Regions from separate parts of the Homo sapiens genome. Here region 1 is linked to region 2. Evidence: read pairs that join two places in POLR2A ChIA-PET (ENCODE). Cell type or tissue: PC-9. All regions are shown on one strand. Each heading gives the region's core, and the rest is flanking DNA. Links, peaks and the distances in the headings are about the cores only.

Region 1 (5,385 bases), core at 112-5,111, 160 kb before region 2:
GGAAATAACAGACACGTCCTCATAACATTAAACAGGTTCCACATCCTACTGTGCAATTCCCATCTGAGGACCTGGAAAACTCAATAGGAGGTCTTAACAGTGGTTGAACTTGAAGAGTAAGAGCTGGATTTCCTGGAGTGTTTCTTTGAGGTGAGGGATACTTGCATCTGCTTTACAGTGCGGACACTTCGGCAAAGGAGAGCGTTCTTTGCATGATCCCTGAAATCATGTGAAACAAAGTAATAGACAAAGGGGTCGATGCAGCTGTTAAGGGTAGAGAGGCAGAGGGCTACAATGTACAGGGCATAGACATGGCTCTGGCCCTGGCTCTTAATCAGAAAATAATGCACCACAAGCAGAAGGTTACTAGGAGTGAAGCAGATCAGGTACATGGCCAGGACAGTGACAATGAGTTTGATGGCCCTCTTCCTTTTCTTCTCTGAGTTTTCATCCATGGCAGAAGATCGCAGCATTCTGATCATCAGCACATAGGCAGAGGCTGTGAGGAAGGCTGGGAACAGAAAGACCCCAATGGCCAGAGAGAGGAAGTAATTGAACATGTCTCCCACCAAGAGCTGCTCAGGCAAAACATCATGACAGGTCGTGATGTTCAGGGCAGGAATGAAGATGGTCTGCTTCACGACATACAAAGGAATGGTGACCAGCAGAATCAGCAGCCATATTGCCAGGGAGATGCCAATGGCAATGTTTGCCTTCTTCCTGGAGTGCCCCATGGGGTTCACGATGACCCAATACCTCTGCACACTGAGGCAGGTCATGAAGAGAATGGAACAGTACATGTTGCCATAGAAAAAGCCAATAAGCACATTACAAAGAGCTTCCCCATAAATCCAGTTGTTGCCATGTATGTGATAGGCAATCTTCAAGGGGAACCAGATGACAGAGAGGAGGTCAGCCAAGGCCAGATTGGCCATGTAAATCACAGCAGGGTGCTTCTTCTTAGTTCGGAAAAGAAAGACCCACAGGGCCATGCCGTTACTTGGCAAACCCACCACAAACACAATTGTGTAGACAATTGGAAGGAAGACAGTGGTCAGTTTTCCAGTGAGGACAGATGCAGAAAACTCATCCACAGAAAAGACTGTTTCAACTGTAACTCCTTTTCCAGTGACGTGGGATGTGCCATCAACCTTACCAATAAGGCTTCTTCCTTTAGAGGATCTACTGGTTCCTGTACAAGAAAGGAAGACAAGGGTCATTACAGAAATAAATGTTTCAGCAGTAACACTGGTTTGTTCAAATGAAAGTACATTCATTTATTCATTTTTTAATTTATGAGACAGGGTCTCGCTGTCACCCAGGCTGGAGCGTAGTGGAGCGATCATAATGCACCGCAGCCTCAAACTTTTGGGCTCAAGCAATCCTCCTAAACAGCCAGGCCACAGGCACACACCATCACACCCAGCTAATTTTTTACTTTTTGTAGAGATAGGATCTCACTATGTTGCCCAGGCTGTTCTCAAACTCCTGGCCTTAAGATTCTCCTGCCTCAGCCTCCCAAAGTGGTGAGATACAAGTGTGAGCCACTGAGCCCAGCCTCAAATGAAAGTACTTTAGATGAAAACAGAAATGTACTATTAGAGGATTACACAAAATGCTTATAGGGGCTTTTCTTTGTGTAATGAGATTATTGGGATTTCTATTGTCTGGTTTAGTTTGGTTTTATGGGTTTTTTTCTTACAGTGAGTATTTTTGTATCGGGGAGTTGTAAGGAGTTGTGGGATGCATGTGGAGCATCGATTTCTAGGAATATAAAGAAGACTAACAATATTTCAATTTATTTTTACAAACTGTCCACACTCATTAGTCCCCAGCTATTCTTTTTATTTTACTTATTATTTTTTTTTTTTTTAGAGATGGGGTCTTGCTATGTTGACTAAGCTGGTCTCGAACTCCTGGCTTCAAGTGATCCTCCCATCTTGGCCTCCCAAAGTGCTGGAATTACAGGTGTGAGACATCACGCCCAGCTCTAGCTATTCTTATCACATGACCAACAACAGTCCTTTGATTTATCAATTAGTAAAATTTGGTTTGGCTGGGCATGGTGGCTCATGCGTGTAATCTCAGCACTTTGGGAGGCTAAGGCAGGTGGATCACCTGAGGTCAGGAGTTTCAGACCAGCCTGGCTAACATGGCGAAACCCTGACTCTGTTAAAAATACAAAAATTAGCCAGGCGCAGGCGCCTGTAATCCCAGCTACTTGGGAGGCTGAGGCAGAAGAATCGCTTGAACCCCGGAAGTGGAGGTTGCAGTGATCCAAGATCATGCCACTGCACTTCAGCCTGGGTGACAGAGCGAGCCTCAGTCAAAAAAAAAAAAAAAAAATCAGTTTAGGAATGTGCAGTAATTCCTTTCTAAATTCTCAAGTGTGTAAAATAGCGATCCCCATCCTGACACCAGTTTTCTAATTTCTCACTTCATAATGGCCTTCTATCCCACTCTAGCCCTGAGCCAGGATCCTTCCTGGCCTATTCAATTCATCATACCCTATTCAGAGCTTGCCACAGGGAGATTCCAGGACCACAAGGGACATTCCCTTTTCACCCACAACGATAGCCTCAACAATGGCAGGGATTTTCCCTGCTCATGTGCTGGTTTCCTGGAGAATGTCCCATGGAGGCCAACTGGCAGGGAAACCGTCTGGCCTGGATAGGTGGCTGTACTGATGACAGACTTTCAAGCATGTAGCATGACAAGCTAACTTATTATCCCTCTCTTATATTATGAAGTTGACCTAAAAACCACAAAGAAATGAATGGCATGTCCTCCCTACATTCTGCCCCTAAGTATTCATGAACCTGCAGGAGTAAGTAAGGACAATATAAGGATACTGAATAATTTTACTCTAATTCTGGGGAAAAGTAGGCCTCACCAAGCAGAGAAGACAGGGCAATACTTGCACTGCCGTATACCAGGGGGATATTAAACCTACTCATGCTCTTATCTCATAATGTTATGCTTGGTCATCATTTTTCCACTAGAAGCTTTACACTAATGTTCCGCAGAATTTTTCACATCTTAATGCTTCCCTATTTGGGATGCTAGCCTGGGTGGAGTGTTGGGGGATGTAGAGATCAATATTTCACTTTTCACTTAGTGTAGTGGGTTGAAAGGTGGTGCCCCCAAAAGAGAAGTCTATGTCCTAATCGCCAGACTCTGTGAACATTATTTAGCAAAAATGTCTTTGCAGATAGAATTAAGGATCCTAAGATAAGAAGATCTCCCTGGGTTATCTAGGCGGGCCCTAAATCCAATGACAAGTGTCGTTTCTAAGATAAAGGCAGAGGCCTGGCGTGGTGTCTCACGCCTGTAATCCCAGCACTTTGGGAGGCTGAGGTGGGTGGATCACGAGGTCAGAAGTTCAAGACAAGCCTGGCCAACATAGTGAAACCCTGTCTCTACTAAAAATACAAAAATTAGCCGGGCGTGGTGGCAGGCGCCTGTAGTTCTAGCTACTTGGGAGGCTGAGGCAGGAGAATTGCTTGAACCTGGGAGGCGGAGGTTGCAGTGAGCCAAGATTGCGCCACTGCACTCCAGCCTGGGCGACAGAGTTAAAGTCTGTATCAAACAACAAAACAGAGAGAAAAGCAGAAAGAGATCTGCAACACGCAGAAAAGGAGAAGCCAGAGGAGTGAGTGACATGAGAATGGAGGCAGAGATTGGAGTCACATCAAGGAACAGGCCAAGAATGCCAAGAAATGCCAGCAGCCACTGCAAGCTGGAAAAGGCAAGGAATGGACTCTCCCTTAGAGCTTTTGGAGGGCTTGTGGCCCCAATTCCTTGATTTCAGACTTCTGGTCTCCAGAACTGACAGAATAAATGTGTTGTTTTACATCATCAGTTTATGGCAATTTGCTATGGTAGCCACAAGAAACTAATATGCTTAGGATAGTCCTATTTCTAGTGGTTCTATTTTTTTTATATAATTCTTCAAAAAGAACATATGTTGTTTTTAAATTTAAAAAAAATTCCTACATATTACAGTGTTCTTCAAATATTTGACCATAACCCCTAAGAACCATATTCCACATACTAACCCAGTTCCCAATACACATATCCATGGTGGAAAAACGTTTCACAAAATAATAATTATTCTTATTACATAGGGTGCACTGATACTTTCTATTGTATTCTATTCCATTATTATAAAAAGCCAGTTATTATTCTTTAACACTGATTTCACAGGCCACTTAACTTAGAATGACAATGTATGTAACAATTAGAAAGTAACATACTGGAAATTAATTTGGTGTTGGATTCAGTGCTTGATTAGTGTTATAGACTGAGCAACTGGTGCAGTTATTGTGGAAATTATCCAACACCAAATTAATGGAAATGAAGGGGGCAAAGTGTTAAACAACACCACAAATGTAGTCAGTAAAATTGAGACTCTGGGAACTGCTACAGGATAAAGGACCTGTTTTTTACAAAATATAAATTATAAGGCAAAAAATAAGAAAGAGGGCCAGGCACAGTGCCTCATGCCTTCAATACCCAGCACTTTGAGAGGCCAAAGCAGGAGGATTGATTGAGACCAGGAGTTCAAGACCAGCCAGGGCAACATAGCACAATGCCATCTCTTCAAAAAAAAAAAAAAGAAGAAGAAGAAGAACAAAGGTAAAAAAAAGGTGTGGAGGTGAAATTTATAGAGTAGAAGATTTAAAAGACATATCAGTCATATAATGTGTGTACCTTGTTTCAATCCTGATTCAAACAAACCATAAAAATAACTTGTTTTTTTTTTTGAGATGGAGTCTTACTCTGTCGCCCAGGCTGGAGTGCAGTGGTGCGATCTTGGTTCACTGCAACCTCCGTCTCCCAGGTTCAAGCAATTCTCCTGCCTCAGCTTCCCAAGGAGCTGGGATTACAGGTGCACACCACTACATCCAGCTAATTTTTGTATTTTTAGTAGAGATGGGGTTTCACCATGTTGGTCAAGCTGGTCTCGAACTCCTGATCTCAAGTGATCTGCCCACCTGAGCCTCCCAAAGTGCTGGAATTACAGGCATGAGCCACTGCACCCGGCCTAAAATAACATTTATAAGACAATTAGAAATTTGAACACAAAGCCAGGCACGGTTGTTCATGCCTATAATCCCAGTGCTTTGCGAGGCTGACGTGGAAGGATTGCTCGAGGCCAAGAGTTTGAGACCAGCCTGGCCAACATAGCAAGACCGTGTCTCTACAAAAAATTAAAAAAAAAAAAAATTAGCCAGGCATGGTGGCGCACACCTGTAGTCCTGGATACTTGGAAAGTTGAAACAGGAAGATCACTTGAGACCAGGAGTTCAATGATTCAGTGAGATTGTGCCACTGCACTCCACTCTGGGTGACAGAGTGAGGCCCCTGTCTCTATATTAAAAA
Region 2 (5,385 bases), core at 130-5,129:
GGTGGGCAGAGGTGCCTGGCTCCCGTGCTCCCAAAACCAATAGGAACTGGTATAACTTAAGGTTTCCACAAGTTAGGGAGGCCACCTGAGCTAAGGACATTTCTCATGCTTGTTTCTCAGCCCACTCATTATAGCTACCTATACAATTTTTACATTAACTGAGTCAGAAAATAAATTAGCAAAAGTAGTTTAAGTTCTAGAAAGAAGGGAAGACTATTTAGGCAGAGATTGCACTCTGCATTCCCACCTGTTAATGGCTTTACTACTCAGAATTTTAATTAAGTTAAATGTTTTCACTGACTTTCAATATGCTATTGATTTTCAGTTGTTACAGGCATACAAAATCAAAAGTTAATTTAACACTAGAGAAAGTATCACTGGTGGGAGAAAATGGTACTTGAATATAGCTCTAATAATATAGAAGTATTCTCAAGAAACTTGATATATTTTAATATGTGGGAATAACTTATAAGAATTTAAAAATAATTTTAGTAAATCAAAGACAGCCACCACTAACAAAAGGATTGATTCACTGGTATTTTTACATACATATTTGTATACATACTTTATTTCTTCCTCCAGAGCAGTTTTAAAAAGCTTGAGAAGTAGATATTCTTCTCGCTGATTAGAGGCATAATTATATAGTGTGAAAATAACAGTATCCATAAATTTAGTGGACTTGTTCTGTGGCATCTGGAAAATCAGCTTAGCCAAGTATAAAGGGTTGGTCTAGAAGGAAAGAAGGAAAAAGAAAACAAAAAAATCCCACAAAACAATAAGTTAATATATTATTAAAGCACAAAGCAGTATCTGATTCCCTGCTCTTCAATGACTTAATGTCACTAAAAGCATATAGATGAGTATATAAAATAATTTTTATATGCCAGGTACTCATCTCTATGCTATTAGTATATAGTGTAACTTTCTACTACAGTTTCCTATAGACTGATATTATATAACTTTCTACTTTAGCTTCCTATCATATATTAATATTTTAAAATATTAATATCAAATATTAATTACTTAATATTATTCATATCATACTATAGGAAGCTATAGTAGAAAATTATGATAGGATTTAAATGATACACACTATATGATACACTTAACATATTATATCTACTTTTCACTGTTGACCTTTTTGAACCACATATTAATATTTATTGTAGAGACGCAGAAAACAGGGCGGGTAGCCAGTAGAATCTGGTGTCCAAAGACACTGGCAAAGCTTGGGCATGGTGGCTCACACTTATAATTCCAGCGCTTTGGGAGACAGAGGCAGAAGGATAGCTTGAGCCCAGGAGTTCGAGACAAGCCTGGGCAACATGGACAGACCCTGTCTCTAGAAAAAAGTAAAAATAAATTAGCCGGGTGTGGTGGTGTGCGCATGCAGTCCCTGCTACTCAAGAGGCTGAGGTTGGGAGGATCACTTGAGCCCAGTATTTCAAGGCTGCCGTGAGCTGTGATCATACCACTGTATTCCAGCCTAGACAACACAGACTCTGTATCAAAAAAAAAAAAAAAAAAAAAAAGAAAGTGGACTAAGGGCCCGGCTACATAGACTGGCCTAGAAGGATTGATAGATGAGTAGAAATGCATACTATCTTGTCAGACTGGAAAGAAAAAGAAAAGAATACATTTACAATGTGGAAACAGCAAAATGGCCACAATGTTCTACACAGAGTGAGAAGGGGGAGTGAGGTAGGGAGGCTGAAGAGAGGGGTGAAGGTCAGGACAGTTGATAAGGGAAGTGCCAGAAGACCATGAGCAAAAAACAACAAAGAACTTAAAATGGACGTGGAACCCTGTGGGCTCTGATGAGGATGGACCCATTGGATACAGAACCAGCCTTCATGGTGATGTGGCTTTTCTCCAGCAGCTACACCTACCAGGTAGAAGTTCAAAGAGAACAATAATGTTCAGGTTATAGAGGAAGTATGTACAAAGAGAAATTTAATACTCCTAATCTTCATCTTCTTTCTGACAAGAGAAGAAAATTTTTCCATACTTGAAAACTGGTATTCATCTAATATACTCAAGCAGTTTGGGCAGCTTTTAAGAAGCCTTAAATTCTGGTTTACTTTATCACTTAGGTTTACTTTTAAGTTCATAATGATTGGTTGAAATTTTATAAATAAGCAGCTCAGTACTTTTTCTTGATAGCTCTGTAGTGACTGTTTTTCAATGTGAAGTATATAGGAATTAGGAGAAAGGAAACTTACTCTATAACTAAAGAAAGATGCCTACTCACCATTCCTCCTAAGGTTACCTAAAAATTTTAAATTTAGGTTCATACTGAAGAGACAAACCCCCCAAAAACCTATACTAGCTGACTGCGGCTTTGGTTAAGAATTTTTGCTAGGTCAGGTGTGGTGTCTCATGCCTGCAATCCTAGTGCTTTAGGAGGAGGCTGAGATGGGTGGATCACTTGAGCTCAGGTGTTTGAGATCAGCCTGGGCAACATGGAAAAACCCTGTCTCTACAAAAACCATGAAAAAATTAGCCAGGCATTGTGGCAGGTGTCTGTAGTCCCAGCTACTCAGGAGGCCAAGGTGGGAGGATTGCTTGAGCCCAGGAGATGAAGGCTGCAGTGAGCTGTGGTTGCGCCACTGCACTCCTGCCTGGGTGGGAGAGTGACATCTTGTCTCTACAAAAAAAGAAGTCTTGCTAAAGTGTAACCAACGGGTCGAAGGAATCCAGGCCATTTGCTTTTCTATAATTTCTTTAGTGATATTGGGCTAACGCCTCAAAAGAAGAGAAGGAGAAGAAAAATATATGATTTCAAGAGAGAGTTCACTTGATACAACTGAATGGTTGCACCCTTTGGTTGTACATTTTGGATTGTTTGCGGATCAAGTTTGGTGGAATTATTCTAAACATGCTCCTGCACTTTTTCTTCTTCCCATAAATGTGCCTCCACCTATATAATAAACAATGACTAGATTTTAACTTATGACAAATTCTGTCAAATTGAGAAAACTAAATTCTAAAGAATCTTCAATATGCTTGAAATTTCATGGGTGTAAAAAATGATAAGTGCCTAAGATTAAATTTCAAACTGGTGGTTGACTACTAAATTAGGCAGACCAAAGTCCTTTCCTGTTTAAAGTGAGCCCCCTTTCTTTCTAGGTTTGCTGGCGTGAAACAGTGGGTTCCACAGACAATTCTAAGTACTGTTAACCTTTTCCTTCTGTGCCGCCATGTGGTGGCCACTTGTGTGAAGATGTTCGTATGTTTGAAGATGTTCTCCAATCTCTTATTCCAAGTAGAGAATTTTCAAACCTACCAAAATTAACATCGTGTTTCTCCATGAGGTTAGCCACGCCTCTTATTTATGGTTTGTGTAATGTGCTCTCTATACATCTACTGCCAGTGACATCCTCAAACAAAGATCTAAGCATCTCCAGGCTTTGAAGGAATCCCAGCAGTGGCCCCACTCTGAGAGACATCTGACTCTTACAAGGGAGAACTATGGATCCACCTCTTTGGGGAAACTTTTCCTGCTGAAGAGGATGCTTGTTAATTTCTATTGCTATCATGCAGTTTCCTCTGTGACTAGCTGTATGTGCTAGTAGGGCTGACGGGCTGAATCAATGGTCAAACAAAACAATAAGTGATCCATCAAAGTCCAACCATAACCAGTCAAACTTATCAGTTCTCACCAACACTCAGGAAGCAATGGAAAATTACTATTCATTTAGATCATAGTAATGCCATGAAAATAATACAAGAAAAAAGAAATATTATTTTGAAATCCCAAACCCTCTGGCTCTTCCCCCATAGAAGGGGAGACTGGTTCTGGTAAATATCTGTTTTTCACATACAGTTATTTTAATTTTTTCATGGATGACAGCACCTGTTTTTGTTTTGTTATTATCAGATTTATATTGTTTCTGAAGGTAACCGTAGTATAATACTGTAAAGAGCATGGTCTCTGAAGTCAAACTGCCTGCGTTTCAAAACCCCTGCTTTATCATTTACTGGCTGTGTCTCAGTTTTCTCATCTGTAATGCAGGAATAACAACAGTACTCATTCTCTCACGGCTCCCAGGGTTATGGTAAGAATTAAATGAGATAATGTATGTAAAGCACCAACAACAGCACTTGGTACTTAGTAGATGCTCAAAACATGTATGCTATTATAGCTGAAGCATGACAAAATACTCCCTGTAAGCCACAAACATGTAACATAGTATTACTCCCAAACTCAGAGTGAACGATAAATTGTTCTCACCTGTAAAAGGTAAAACAGCTGCTGATATGTTTCTAGTGTTTTTCTCCTCTCCTTACTCAAACTTTTTATTCCTTGGTTGTCGGTGTTATTCAGTATTTCCATTTCTCCTCCTTTTTTCTTGTTCAGCTTTTTACTATGTGAAATTACATCCTGTAAAAAATTTGATGAGATTACTCCTTTTTAATTCTCATACTCTTTATCTCCTCCCTTCACATATAGGATTGAAACACACGTAATTGGAAATACAGGCATACCTCATTGTATTGTGCATTGCTTTACTGTGCTTCACAGATACCGCATTTTTTTTCTTTGCAAATTGAAGGTTTGTGCAATCCTACATTGAACATGCCTATTGTCACCATTTTTTTCCAATAGCATGTGCTTACTTTGTGTCTCTGTGTCACATTTTGATAATTCTTGCAATATGTAGAACTTTTTCATTATTATACTATCTATTACGGGGCGCTGTTATCAGTGATCTTTTTTTTTTTTTGAAATGGAGTCTCGCTTTGTCACCCAGGCTGGAGTGCAGTGGTGCAACCTCAGCACACTGCAACCTCTGCCTGCCAGGTTCAAGCGATTCCACTGCCTCAGCCTCCTGAGTAGCTGGAACTACAGGCACGCGCCTCCACACCTGGCTAATTTTTGTATTTTTAGTAGAGACGGGGTTTCACCATGTTGGCCAGGCTGGTCTCGATCTCCTGCCCTCTTGATCCACCCGCTTTGGCCTTCCAAAGTGCTGGGATTACAGGCGTAAGCCACCGTGCCCAGCCTATCAGTGATCTTCGATGTTACTATTGTAATTGTTTTGGGGTGCCACAAACCACGCCCATAGAACTTAACCAATAAATGTGTCTGTTCTGACTGCTTCACCAACTTTCCTTTTTCTCTTCTCTTCTTGGGCCCCCTATTTCCTGAGACACAATGATATTGAAATTAGGTTAATTAATAACCATATGATAGCCTCAAAGTATTCAAGTGAAAGTTACACATCTTTCACTTTAAATCAAAAGCTAGAAATTATTAAGCTTAGTGAAGAAGGCATATCAAAAGCTAGGACAGGCGTAATGCTAGGCCTCTTGCACCAAACAGCCAAGTCATGAATGCAAAGAAAAATTTCTTGAGAGAAATTAAAAATGCTACTTCAGTGA

What was found. Peaks named below come from ENCODE experiments on the same cell type or tissue, not always from the same donor. Only the 100,000 strongest peaks of a DNase experiment are listed, where the experiment ranks them.
Region 1: POLR2A ChIA-PET joins it to region 2 with 7 read pairs; 4 of 35 experiments call an interaction of 5 or more read pairs at or near these places.

The regions. Positions count from the first base shown.
Region 1 is chr5:76,828,497-76,833,881 of GRCh38, reverse strand. It overlaps F2RL1 (F2R like trypsin receptor 1), which reads right to left. Exons shown (of 2, transcript NM_005242.6): 2 at 1-1,192. The coding sequence ends at 81. Among named protein-coding and RNA genes, the nearest start is that of F2RL1, 12 kb to the right of the region's middle. In PC-9, for the core only: no CTCF peak of the experiment used is centred there; no DNase peak of the experiment used is centred there; H3K27ac peaks cover 250 bases.
Region 2 is chr5:76,664,025-76,669,409 of GRCh38, reverse strand. IQGAP2 (IQ motif containing GTPase activating protein 2) reads right to left here. Exons shown (of 36, transcript NM_006633.5): 22 at 4,235-4,384; 23 at 566-729. Among named protein-coding and RNA genes, the nearest start is that of F2RL2, 43 kb to the right of the region's middle. In PC-9, for the core only: no CTCF peak of the experiment used is centred there; no DNase peak of the experiment used is centred there.